2 separate regions of the Homo sapiens genome follow, and region 1 is linked to region 2. Evidence: chromatin loops called from intact Hi-C (ENCODE). Cell type or tissue: Calu3. All regions are shown on one strand. Links, peaks and the distances in the headings refer to the core of each region. The heading gives the core; the rest is flanking DNA. Region 1 overlaps DCDC2C (doublecortin domain containing 2C). Region 2 overlaps DCDC2C (doublecortin domain containing 2C).

Evidence for each region. A loop is a pair of places that touch in the nucleus more often than their neighbours do. Peaks named below come from ENCODE experiments on the same cell type or tissue, not always from the same donor. Only the 100,000 strongest peaks of a DNase experiment are listed, where the experiment ranks them.
Region 1: a loop joins it to region 2, with 6 times the contacts of the local background. A loop is called at or near these places in 8 of 110 quality-filtered maps.

The regions. Positions count from the first base shown.
Region 1 is chr2:3,802,668-3,808,038 of GRCh38, forward strand. All of the region lies in intron 10 of DCDC2C (doublecortin domain containing 2C), which reads left to right. Among named protein-coding and RNA genes, the nearest start is that of DCDC2C, 100 kb to the left of the region's middle. RefSeq lists an enhancer at 4,430-4,599. In Calu3, for the core only: no CTCF peak of the experiment used is centred there; a DNase peak (open chromatin) is centred at 2,634.
Region 2 is chr2:3,725,991-3,731,361 of GRCh38, forward strand. DCDC2C (doublecortin domain containing 2C) reads left to right here. Exons shown (of 11, transcript NM_001287444.2): 3 at 1,013-1,089. Among named protein-coding and RNA genes, the nearest start is that of DCDC2C, 25 kb to the left of the region's middle. RefSeq lists enhancers at 1-17, 2,008-2,597. In Calu3, for the core only: a CTCF peak has its summit at 2,321 (motif pointing right); no DNase peak of the experiment used is centred there.

The sequences.
Region 1 (5,371 bases), core at 171-5,170, 77 kb after region 2:
CTCTTCTAGAAGGGGCTGATCACCTTCCAAAGGCCCAGCCTCCTAATATCATCACTTGAGGGGTTAGGATTTCAACACATAAATTTTGGGAGAAGACGAACTGTTAGATCCTTCTTTCCTAAATGACCCATCTCCATTTTCCTCTCAAAAGTCTTCATTCCTTAACTCTCAAGGGTCCCTGGGCCTCTGTCTATCCTGCCTTGTTAGTGTCATGAGTCTTCCCTACTCTCTCAGGACTTTGGTTCTACTCACCAGTCAGCAGAGGCATCATCCACTTTGAAAAGCTGTTCCTGGCCTTTCCAGCATATGTACCTACCATCTTGTTTTCCCACCTATATTCATGTATTGACCTAAAATAGTTATTGTCATTTGCTTTGTGACTAGTTCCATGTGAAGATGTCTTTCAGTTGCTTTTCCATGCCAATAGTTGATATATAATAATTTTACTTTCTCCCTATTTTCTCATCAGCCCTTGAGATGTGGCTCTACCCCTGATATTCTCGTGTTGCCTTTCTTTCTCGTAATCTTTCACCTTTAATGGTTGAATTCAGTGATGATTTCATTATCTACTCTATCCTTGTAACCTCTGGGTTTTTTTGTTTGTTTGTTTTTGTATACTGCTTGTCCATCTGTTGGACTCAAACTCCTCCATTCCTCAGTGTGACACGCCCTTGTTCACATCTCAGTGCTGGCTTCTCCATCTTGGCTCCAGTCCCAAGCACAGACCTTGCGTCCTATCTTCGTGGGTTCTCCTCCTCACTGCTTCACTTTGTGGGTGGGTTTACCCTGAAGACTCTGAAAATAATCTCAGTTGTCTTGTTTGTCCCACTTCTGTTTCCAAATGCTATTTCAGTCCCTTTTCAGTGAAACCTCTGCTAACTTTGATTTTTGCTTCTGCAGCATGCAGTCTGAACTTAGGTCTTTATGTGCCTCTGCATTTCCATTTCAAGATGCTGCTTCATCTCAAGTCCAGTGTCCTAAGCCAGCAGACACCTTCGTCCTCTTCTCCATCAATCACGCCTTTGTTCTCTCAGCTGCTCAGGCCCTCGAGGCCTGAGCCTGGTATTCAGTGCCTCCCTTCACTGCACACCTGTTTCCAGCCAGCCATTCTGCAGGTTCCTTCAAGTGCACCACGTCCTCCCTCTCCCTTCTCATGGCCTCAGCACTGGCTGGTGCAGGTCAGCCCCTGGCTTTGCACTCTTCTGACTTCATGTACCCTTGCATGCAGGTGACTCTTCCGTGTTTTCCCCTTTAATTATGTCACTGCTCTGTTTGAAACCTGTATTGTCCCCACCTAAGTCTGATGTGTTCTGTGAAACTATCTCGACCACTCCAAACTTTGGTAGCTTCTGAAATCCTGAAAAACTTGGTCTGTATTAACATAATTGGAGGTATGTGTTTACAATTTATTCATTATCCCCTCAGTATGGCTGCAAGTTCTCTGAATGCAGAGACCACACCTTATATTTCCCTGGTAGCCAGTGACGCTGACCTGCAGAGCCCTGGTCATAGAGTAGGTACTCAAAAGGTAATTGGTGATTGGCTGATATTTGACATTTGCAGGAAGTTTAAAACCAGGATCTGGATCTCTTTAGTTTTCAGCCTCTGCAATGGAAATTTTCCTCTATTTTTAGAAAAGAGCTCTATTTTCCTTTGTTCTTCCTTTGTGCCTAATGTATTGAAGAACTATTTTCTATTCTGCCTCATGCCTTGCCCATTATTTCATTTCCTGCTTTTAATTTCCTAGTTTCTGATTCTGAAGAGCTCCACTTTAAAGATGACAGTCAATTCATAAAGGAAGGACCTAGTAGTCCTCCTCCTCAAATGTTTTTTAGAAACATTTTATTGTCATGCTTACACTTGATTTTTCTAATTATTACATTATCATCAATATTTACTGAAGTCTTATCTTACTGATAAATGATTTTGATAATCAAAAGTAAGCATTTTGATTTAAAAAGATCTCATTTCCTTTATCCTATAGAAAAGGAAATGATTTCTCTGTTGAATGCATGCATGATGCATAAGGAAGAGTGATTAGTTGTTATAACAGACATGGTCTTCACATAATTTCAGAGTACTTCTACCCGTGCTGCACTCGTAACAAAGGAAGTCTTTACAGTGAACACTTTACTGTGACCAGCTCTTACCCCCATTCTGGCCTCCTAAACCATGGTAATGCGGATTGAGGAAAAGTGCACCTTCTATTGAATTATTGGTGCCATTTCCTTTCTAGGTCTATTTTGTCAAGACTAGATTTTTACTTATACCTTAGAAATATAAACTAAAGTAGGAGATGAATGTGAACACTGATGTATGTAGCATTACCTTCTGTTTTCCCTTTATTGATAACCTGGATAACTGAAAATCAAGAAAATTGCCAAATATCCTCACCTAATTGAAATGTTGCCTTCCCTCAGCTACAAGAATCATGTGCAGGGCCAATGACAACTGACACTTTTTACTCCCTCTGTCCAGTCTCTAGAAGGCAGTGTGGTCAAGAGAAAGTGGAAGTTGCAGACAGTTAATTCAGAAACTGCATGAAAGGTCCAAGTAATTTAGGGCGAACCATGGAGAGAGGTGCTATTCGAATCCGGCAGCAGCTCCCGGCTGGCACTCGGGGAAACCTGCCAGGTTGATGAGTCCGACCCCTGGTGGTGGAGAAAGGCTCAGAGTGTGATTGACAATGGATAGGATTGACAGCGGATAGGAGGAAACACCCAGCAACTTCATTCTCTCATTGCCATACTGAGTCGTGTGTGTGACTGAGGTGGATGTTTCTGGAGAATCTATTTCTTCAGTGGTAAATGGAGCAAAGTCTAAAGAGGGGCTTTATTAGTGCTGCCTTGCATCAGCTGCAGTGACCCTTGAAAAAACAGCAACAAATAATGTGTCACCTTGTGCCTGTATTTCCAGTCTAGTGCTTCTGTGAAATGTTTCACAGCGTATTTTATGACATTTTAAAAGAAGTAATTAGGTTTTCGCAAATACGTTTTTAGTGTTTAATTTTAGAGGTGGTGATTAGGACTTACGAATTGTTTACCACATGCTTCGGATGATGCTGCATGCCAAACTGAATGGTTTTAGTGAGAACAGTGTGATGAAATGCAAATGCAGCAATGCTTCACTTGTCTCATTTTTAAGCAACGATGTTTTGCAAAAGTGAAATTTTCATATATCTGATGTCCCTGTGATTAATCTACAATTACTTCATTTTTATTTTTTGAGACAGGGTCTTGCTCTGTCAACCAGGCTAGAGTGCGGGTTGTACTGCACCCTCAGACTCCCCAGTAGCTGGTACTACCAGCATGTGACACCATGCCTGGCGAATTTTTTGTTGTTTTGTTTTGTAGGGATTAGGTCTTGCTGCATTGCCCAGGCTGGTCTTGACCTCCTGGACTCAAGTGATCCTCCTGCCTTGGCCTCCCAAAGTGCTGGGTTTACAAGTGTGAGCCACCATGCCTGGCCTTCAGTTCATTTGTAAAGTCCTGTTCCCTGATGAATCGGTCATGATTTTGCACTTCATGACTCCCTTTGCTGCATTGTTTGATGCTTTCAAGGACGGCTGGCATCTGGGGTTTTGTCTTGTTCTAAACGGCTCCAGCCTGCTGTGCTTTCTGCAGTGTTTTGGTCTCTCCTCTCCCTGGAATCCCCACGGTTGCTACTGGTGTGCTTCTATCAGCTTCCCTCACCCGTTTCTGACAGGTGACTTCTGTTCTGCAGCAGAGAGGGAAACAGAGCGAAGCTCGCCTGTGTTCTGTGAGTGCCCGCGTTGTATGAGAGCCTGCAATGTGTGAGTAGAGACCCATCTCTTGAAATCCTCATTGACAAAGTGCATGAGCTTCAACACGTGGGCTTGTGATGTATCTTTGAGTGTCTTTTTTTTTTTTTTTGAGATGGAGTCTCTCACCGTCATCCAGGCTGGAGTGCAATGGCGTGATCTCAGCTCACTGCAACCTCCGCCTCCTGGGTTCAAGCGATTCTCCTGCCTCAGCGTCCTGAGTAGCTGGGATTACAGGCACGCACCACCATGCCTGGCTAATTTTTTTTTTTGTATTTTTGGTAGAGATGGGGTTTCACCATATTGGTCAGGCTAGTCTCCAACTCCTGACCTTGTGATCCGCCCACCTTGGCCCTGCAAAGTGCTGGGATTATAGACCTGAGCCACTGCGCCTGGCCCATCTTTGAGTTTCTTTGTTGCTCGTGACTGCTTTCTGGGTAGGTGATGCTTCCAGGCATTGTGATTTTCAGTTGGGTGAGGTGTTGCGACGGAGTCCTTGGTGAATTCCTGGACTGCGTTCTGAAGATGACTGGCGTTGGGGTGGTCTTGCATAGGCTCTGCTTGCCCCAGCCAGCACCTTGGTTGTCCAGCTCCAGAGTGTATTATCTTGGGACTTTTTTTTCTTCAGAAAGCTATTTTTTTTTTTAACAGCATGAGGATATAATTTACATCTGCTTGAACTTGAGGGGTTTTGGCAAATGTATACAAATATGTAATTGTGGTTAAGGAGAGCCGGGATCTTCCCTATCAGATTGGGCATCTCAGCCTTTCTGCGCTTTCTCACTTCCAAATTTCCCCCCTTGCCTTTCTAGATGCTCAGCTGCTTACACAGGCATCTGCTGCCTTGAGCAGAAAGGCTGTGGTTTTTGGCAGCTGCAGCAGGGGTGGGCGAAGTGTGCCCAGGCAGGGGGCTGGAGGTGTATAGCTCTGTAAAGTCTGTAAACAGTCGACTCTTCCTGTGTTGCTGTGTTGTTCTCTTCTCTTGGGAGTTTTCAAGGGCCTTCATGGGTGCTTTCAATACTTGTAATAATTTTATTCAGTTTTATGATTCTCATATGCAGGAGAATCACCCAGACCACCACTTCATGCCACCCTTTCCTTCTTGGGTCATTTTATCTTCTTTTTAAAAATTGAGCTATAATTTATACACAGTAGAATGCATCCTTCTCGGTGTCCAGTTCCAGGAGTTTTGGGAACACACAGTCATATAACTACCAGCATAGTCAAGGTATGGAACAGCCACCATCCCCCAAATTCTCTTGGGCCCCTCTGTGGTCACCTCTCTATTCCCATGCCACCCCCATGCCCTGGCAGCCATTGGTCTGTTTTCTGTCCCCTGGTTTTACCCTTTTCAGAGTGTCATAGGCTGGAATTATGGAGCATACGCGCCTCTGTCACTCACTGTGGTTCGTGGGAGGTTCACCCATCTGTGTGCACAACAGCTCATTCCTGTCAATTGCCTAGTAGTGCTCCATTTTACGGTTGTACCAGAACTAGTTTATTCATTCCCCATTGAAGGACATTTGGGTCCAACTTTTGAATATTTTAAAAAGAGCTGCTATCCATTGATGTAAAGGTTGTGTAATACCT
Region 2 (5,371 bases), core at 320-5,319:
GGCGAGGATCCCTTGAGTGGATGTCACCATCGTCCAAGTGAGAGATGTGGGGGGTGGGGGTGTGTGAACCAGGTAGTGGGACTGTAGTGGAGGTGTGTGCAGTGGCAGACAGGGTCCCAATCCAGGGGAAACCAGGGGTGGGAGGTGTGAAGGGACCCCAAGCTTCTTATCCTGGTGGGCTGGGGATATAGAGATGGAACGTGGACAGGGGAGCAGCTCTTCAGAGGAAGGCCAGGCCTGAGGTGCTGGGATGTCCTCGGTGAGCCTCAGCCTTGTGGGTGGGACCAGGACCCTGTCACTCAGCACAGGGTTGGGGGTTAACATCCCTTCCCAATCAGAGCTCCCCCCATTTGCTTTTCTGCACATTCTTAAACAGTAGGGCCGTGAGGATGACAGGCTTTGCTTACCTGGGACAGGTCTCAGTAGTTCTTTTCCCCCTTTGTGTCTTATCTGCAGTGGACCTGAGACTGAAGCTGTCACCAGGCCATAGTGGTTGGCCCGGCCTCTCAGGCTGCATTCACAGCAAACAGGAGAGAAGGCGGAGGGGCTCCCGCCTCCTGGCCAGGACATTCTGGTTGGAGTCTTGTAATGAAATCAGAAGTGACATGTCCATTCTTGGGGCCCCATAACTTGGCCAGCAAAGCTCCTCGGCATAGTAGGCCATTGACGCATGCTTCTTGGGGACCATGGGGAGCCTCCCTAGCATGGACACACAACCTTTGGTGCCACCTTTGCCCGTCAGCCCAGCCCCCGCACCCTGCACTTCCCTCCATGTGCAGCGCAGAGCCCTCAGCCCCAGACCCCCTCGCGCTGCACTTGCTGGCATCTTCTCCTCCCCCAGCACCTGGTCTGCCTCTCTCTGCATCCTTCCTGGACCCGCCCCTGGGTGTTCTATTGACAAAGGGGTTCCCCCCCTTTCTTATGTTTTAGGGCAGTGCTGTGCACACTGTTGAGTTTGATGAGTGTTGGCTAATTTGAACTGAATTCCCAGGTGTGTTTTTTCCTTTTTCAGATCAAACCAGTGGTGCATTGTGATATAAATGTGCCTTCCAAGTGGCAAACATATCATCGTATATCTCGACATATAAAGTGAGTATAATATTATGGGTGAAAAAATCAAACTGTGCCATAACTCCCTAAAAACAATACTTTCTATCCTGACAAATGCCCCTCAGCCCCCTTTCTGTCCCTCCTCCCCTCCCCTCCCCCTGCTCTCTTGTGCTCTCACTTCCTGACAGGTGATTTCTTTTTCCTAGACCACCTTCTCTCTGATTCAGCTGTTCATGTGCTACCTTTTCTTTCTCCTCTTGAACCCTGATTTTGGAAAAGAAAAGCAATCCAATCACCATGCCGTTGTTTGCAGAACAGTTCACCTGGGGATATGAAGATAAGAGCATCATACACACAGCTTAGTTTTAGGCTCTGAAGCTTTGTTTTGATTTTTTTTTTAATGTAGCAGTTGCAGCTGCAGCATGTTGAAGGGAAATTTAAAAGCTGTTTCCCCCGCCCCTTGACCTCTTGCTACCAAAAGGCCCTCATGGGCTACAGCACATCCAAGTCAGGTGTTGCTACAGGAACGGAGTGCATTAGAGCCTCACTGGCCGCTGCCCTGGGATGCCGCTGGCAGTGCCAGGCACCGAGGTGCTCAGTGGGAGGCACTGGGGATAGTTGTGAGCACTGTGTGCATCCACCTGCATTATGTTTTTGGGGTTGGGAAAAGACACACACTTGACTTGAACGAAACGTTGGTTTACATCCCGGCTTTTCGTCTTATCAGCTTGGGACCTGTGCCTGCTGCTTCGCTCTGAGGCTGAGGATGTCTCCCATTGTGGAAAACAGGGCTGAGAATATGCAGCACACTGTGGTGAGGGTTAGCTTCAGGAATGTTTGCAGCCAGCCCCCCAGGGCTTGTCACAGCGTAGCAGTTCTCTGAATGGCAGCTCTTCCCCCTGTCCTTTTATTGGGATGTTCTAGCATTTTAGTGATTAAAAGCCCTGACATGGATATCTTTCCATTTTACCATGTTCTAGTCTAAATGGAAGGAATTTTAGCGAGTTTCCAGAGAATGCTGAGCTCTTCATGTGGGGGTCCCAGCCTTGTGTGAGCCAGAGTCACCTCTACCACGTCCCCTCGCAGTCCCGAGAGGCAAGGGCTTGGAGGCTCATGAGGCTGGAAACTGCCTGATTCACCCGACAGATCCTCAGGCTGGGAACGAGAAAGAGGAAGGAAATGTGGCCGAGAATTCGCCAAACTTGGCCCCTTGCGCTTTTCCTGAAAATCTGTGACCATTTCTTTAAAATACTTTAAGCTTCCACAAGGGGGCCACCTAAATACACAGATCTTTCCACACCACTTTTCATGTACCTAAGAGCTGTTTTGAAATAATAAGACACAGTATTTCTGAATTTTGTTAGTGATGTCTTTCCCGCAGAACATACAGCAACCTCAGGGAACGTCGTTGGTTTGTGGGTCCTTCTTGACAAAAACGCCATCCTTAAAGCCACATTTTATGTGCGTGACCCAGGCCATCAATGATCCTCACTCACTGGACAGACATGATTATTTTTTTCAATGAGAAACCAACACAGTCTTGCAGCATTTGCCCATCCTTTGTCTTGGTGTGTTGGAATTTCCACTAGATGGACCCAAATATCCATGTGAGTGCAGAGTCCTTCCTACCACAAATAAACCTGATCGTGTTCCTCGGAGTCCTTGTCGCTATAAAAACACATAAACAGTAGTTATGACGGCTTTCAGAGGCTTAGATGCTCAGGAGAGAAAGGCGGGGTGTGACCCTTTCTGGTGAAGAGGAGAGTTGGCGAGGGAGTGAATGGCTTGTTGAGCTGTGTTCTGCAGCAGCCAGATGCTGGAGAGAGAGCCCGGGGCTCCCCTGATGGGGTCACCGGGGGATTGAGCTGGTGGTGAGTGCATGGGTTGGAAGTCACTGATTTGGAGGTTGAGGCTCAGATTGAAGCCCTGGTTCTGGCACTGATTGAGCCGTGTGGCCTGAGGTCACTTCTCTTGCCCAGTGTTCTCTCTGATGTCCCTTGTCACTTAGGAAGGGATTCACTCACTCATTCCACTTATACTGGCGTGGAAAACACCCTGAGTCAGTGAATGAGCCTTGGGAGAAAAAGCGTTTAAAAGATCTTTTGTCGTTTATTTAGAAGTGAGCTGGCAAAAGTTGTCTGGGCCCTGGAGTGGTTTTACTTGGGGACTCCCTGCCCTTTACAGGGAGCCTGAGACCAGAGGGAGAGTGGGAAGAGAAGAGCCCACCCCAGGGCTCCTCTGTGGGGAGGAGGCACGTTTGTGCCAGGCAGAACTGGAGAAGAAGGGGCCATTGGTCCTGGCCCTCATTGCGAGACTGACGTCGAAGATAGACACAGCTGGACATTAGTGAAAGCGGCAAAAACAGATTTTATTTAGTAACTACTGAGAGTTGGGGAAGGAGCTGAGTTCCACTCTGATTTGTGTGGAAGTGATTTGGGCGTTTTAAAGGGGGAATGAGATGGGAGCAAGTGGGGCCTCAGGAGAATCAGAGAAGTGGAAAAGTACAAAGAGTTGGTCAGTGAAGGTGGCCAGGCAGCTGGTCTGCAAGCTGGCAGTTCTGGAAGTTAGGATTCTGTCCTCCGCCAGAGACTGGGAGACAGGCCCTGTCCTGCCTGATGCTTGCAGTTCAAGGGAAGGATCTTAGGTGTGGGAAACGTGTCTGCATGGCAAGAGCTGCATATTTGTCAATGCTCTAAGAAGGAGAGGTCAGGGGCCTATCTCAGGTGTTGGCTGGATGAACAGTAAATGTTCCTGGCAGCCCTGGGTTTTCTCAGGTGGGTGTTTAGTGGCGGGGCTAGGGTCATCCTATGGCTGTGGCTTGATGCTGCTGGACGCATGCTAGAGTTTGGTTGTATCTCAGCGCAGGAGTTGGGACAGAGTTGTCATAGGCCAGAGTTCTGTGAAACTCAGTCCCTCCTCTTGTTCATGAAGACAAGCAGATCTATTCCTTGTAGAACAACCACCACCTGTCATAAGGGGGACTTGAGGAGAAGGGTCCAGCCGTTGCTTCCAGCTGCTGTGCATTCAGGAGGAGCTGAGAGACAGCCGAGGAGCACAACCCTCCCACGAGGGTGGTATGCATCAGGAGATGAAAGCGTGACCATCGGGATGGATACAAAGAAGCCAGAGGCCAGGCACAGTCGCTCAAGCCTGTAATCATGGCACTTTGGGAGACTGAGGCAGAAGGATCACTGGAGCCCAGGAGTTTGAGATAATCCTGGGCAACATAATGAGACCCCATCTCTTAAAAAAAAATAAAGAAACCGAGTCCCTTAAGGAGCTCCCTAAACCATCCAGTAAGTGGAGGAAATTATTTAAAGGGAGATGCAAGTCAGTGCTTTTCTGGAGGTTGTAAGCTGTGTTAGCTATTGTGTCGGATTGCCACTGCTACAGTTACTACTGTTACTGCTTGAGACCATCATTACGACAGAACAAAGGGATGAATGTAGAAATAATAACAAAAAACAAAAGGAACTGTTTTAAGGAAAGGACCAGGGGAAGAAGAGAGCCCCCTGCTTCTAGTGAGCAAAGGCAGCCCCCGCCCCCCGAGCTTCCACAGCCCTTCCTATTTATTGGGTAGAATGAGCAGGGAGAAGGAGATAACGACTGGTCAGCTGCTTAATTGATCACAGGTTCATATTATTACTAACAGGCTTCAATTATGCCTAATCACAAGAAACACTTGCGCCTGGGTCGTGACTGCCCTCAGCAGTCCTTCTGGGTGGCGTGTGCAGTTTGTCAGTTTGCCAACATTCTGCATTTATGAGAAAGTTTGCTGCTTACTCATATAGCCTCCAGTGGTATACTGAGTTGATCACGGCCCTCACTCTTTTGGCCTCCAACAAGCTATGTCTTGGGTGTGAGCCTTTGCTGTGACTGTCTCTTGACAAATTTCCTCTCGAGTGTCGTCTACAAACAGGTGGCACTGAGGACTGACTCGTGCACGAACACCTCCCTGGTTTCCAGTCAGCAGTCTGAGGCTAGTCCATTTTGTGGAGTCATTTACAAAGTTCTGACACTTCTGGAGCTAATGATGCAGCAGCTTGTCCTAAGTGGGAGACAGAATCTTCCAGTTCTTGGGGGGCTAGCTTTGCTGATCCCCTTTGTAACCTTATAGTGTATCCGTCACCATAGGCGAGGGTGCAGTGGGAGGGACAGACCACCCTACCAGGCTGGCTCCAGGCAGCAGGTCCTTCCAGAACCCACTTAAGACGGCTTCCCATCCACTAATGCTTGGTCCACAAGTCTCAGGACCAGCAGCTGGGGCAGCACTCACGTTTCTGAGTCTCCTTTGCGAAGTTTGTCACATTTAGCCATTTGA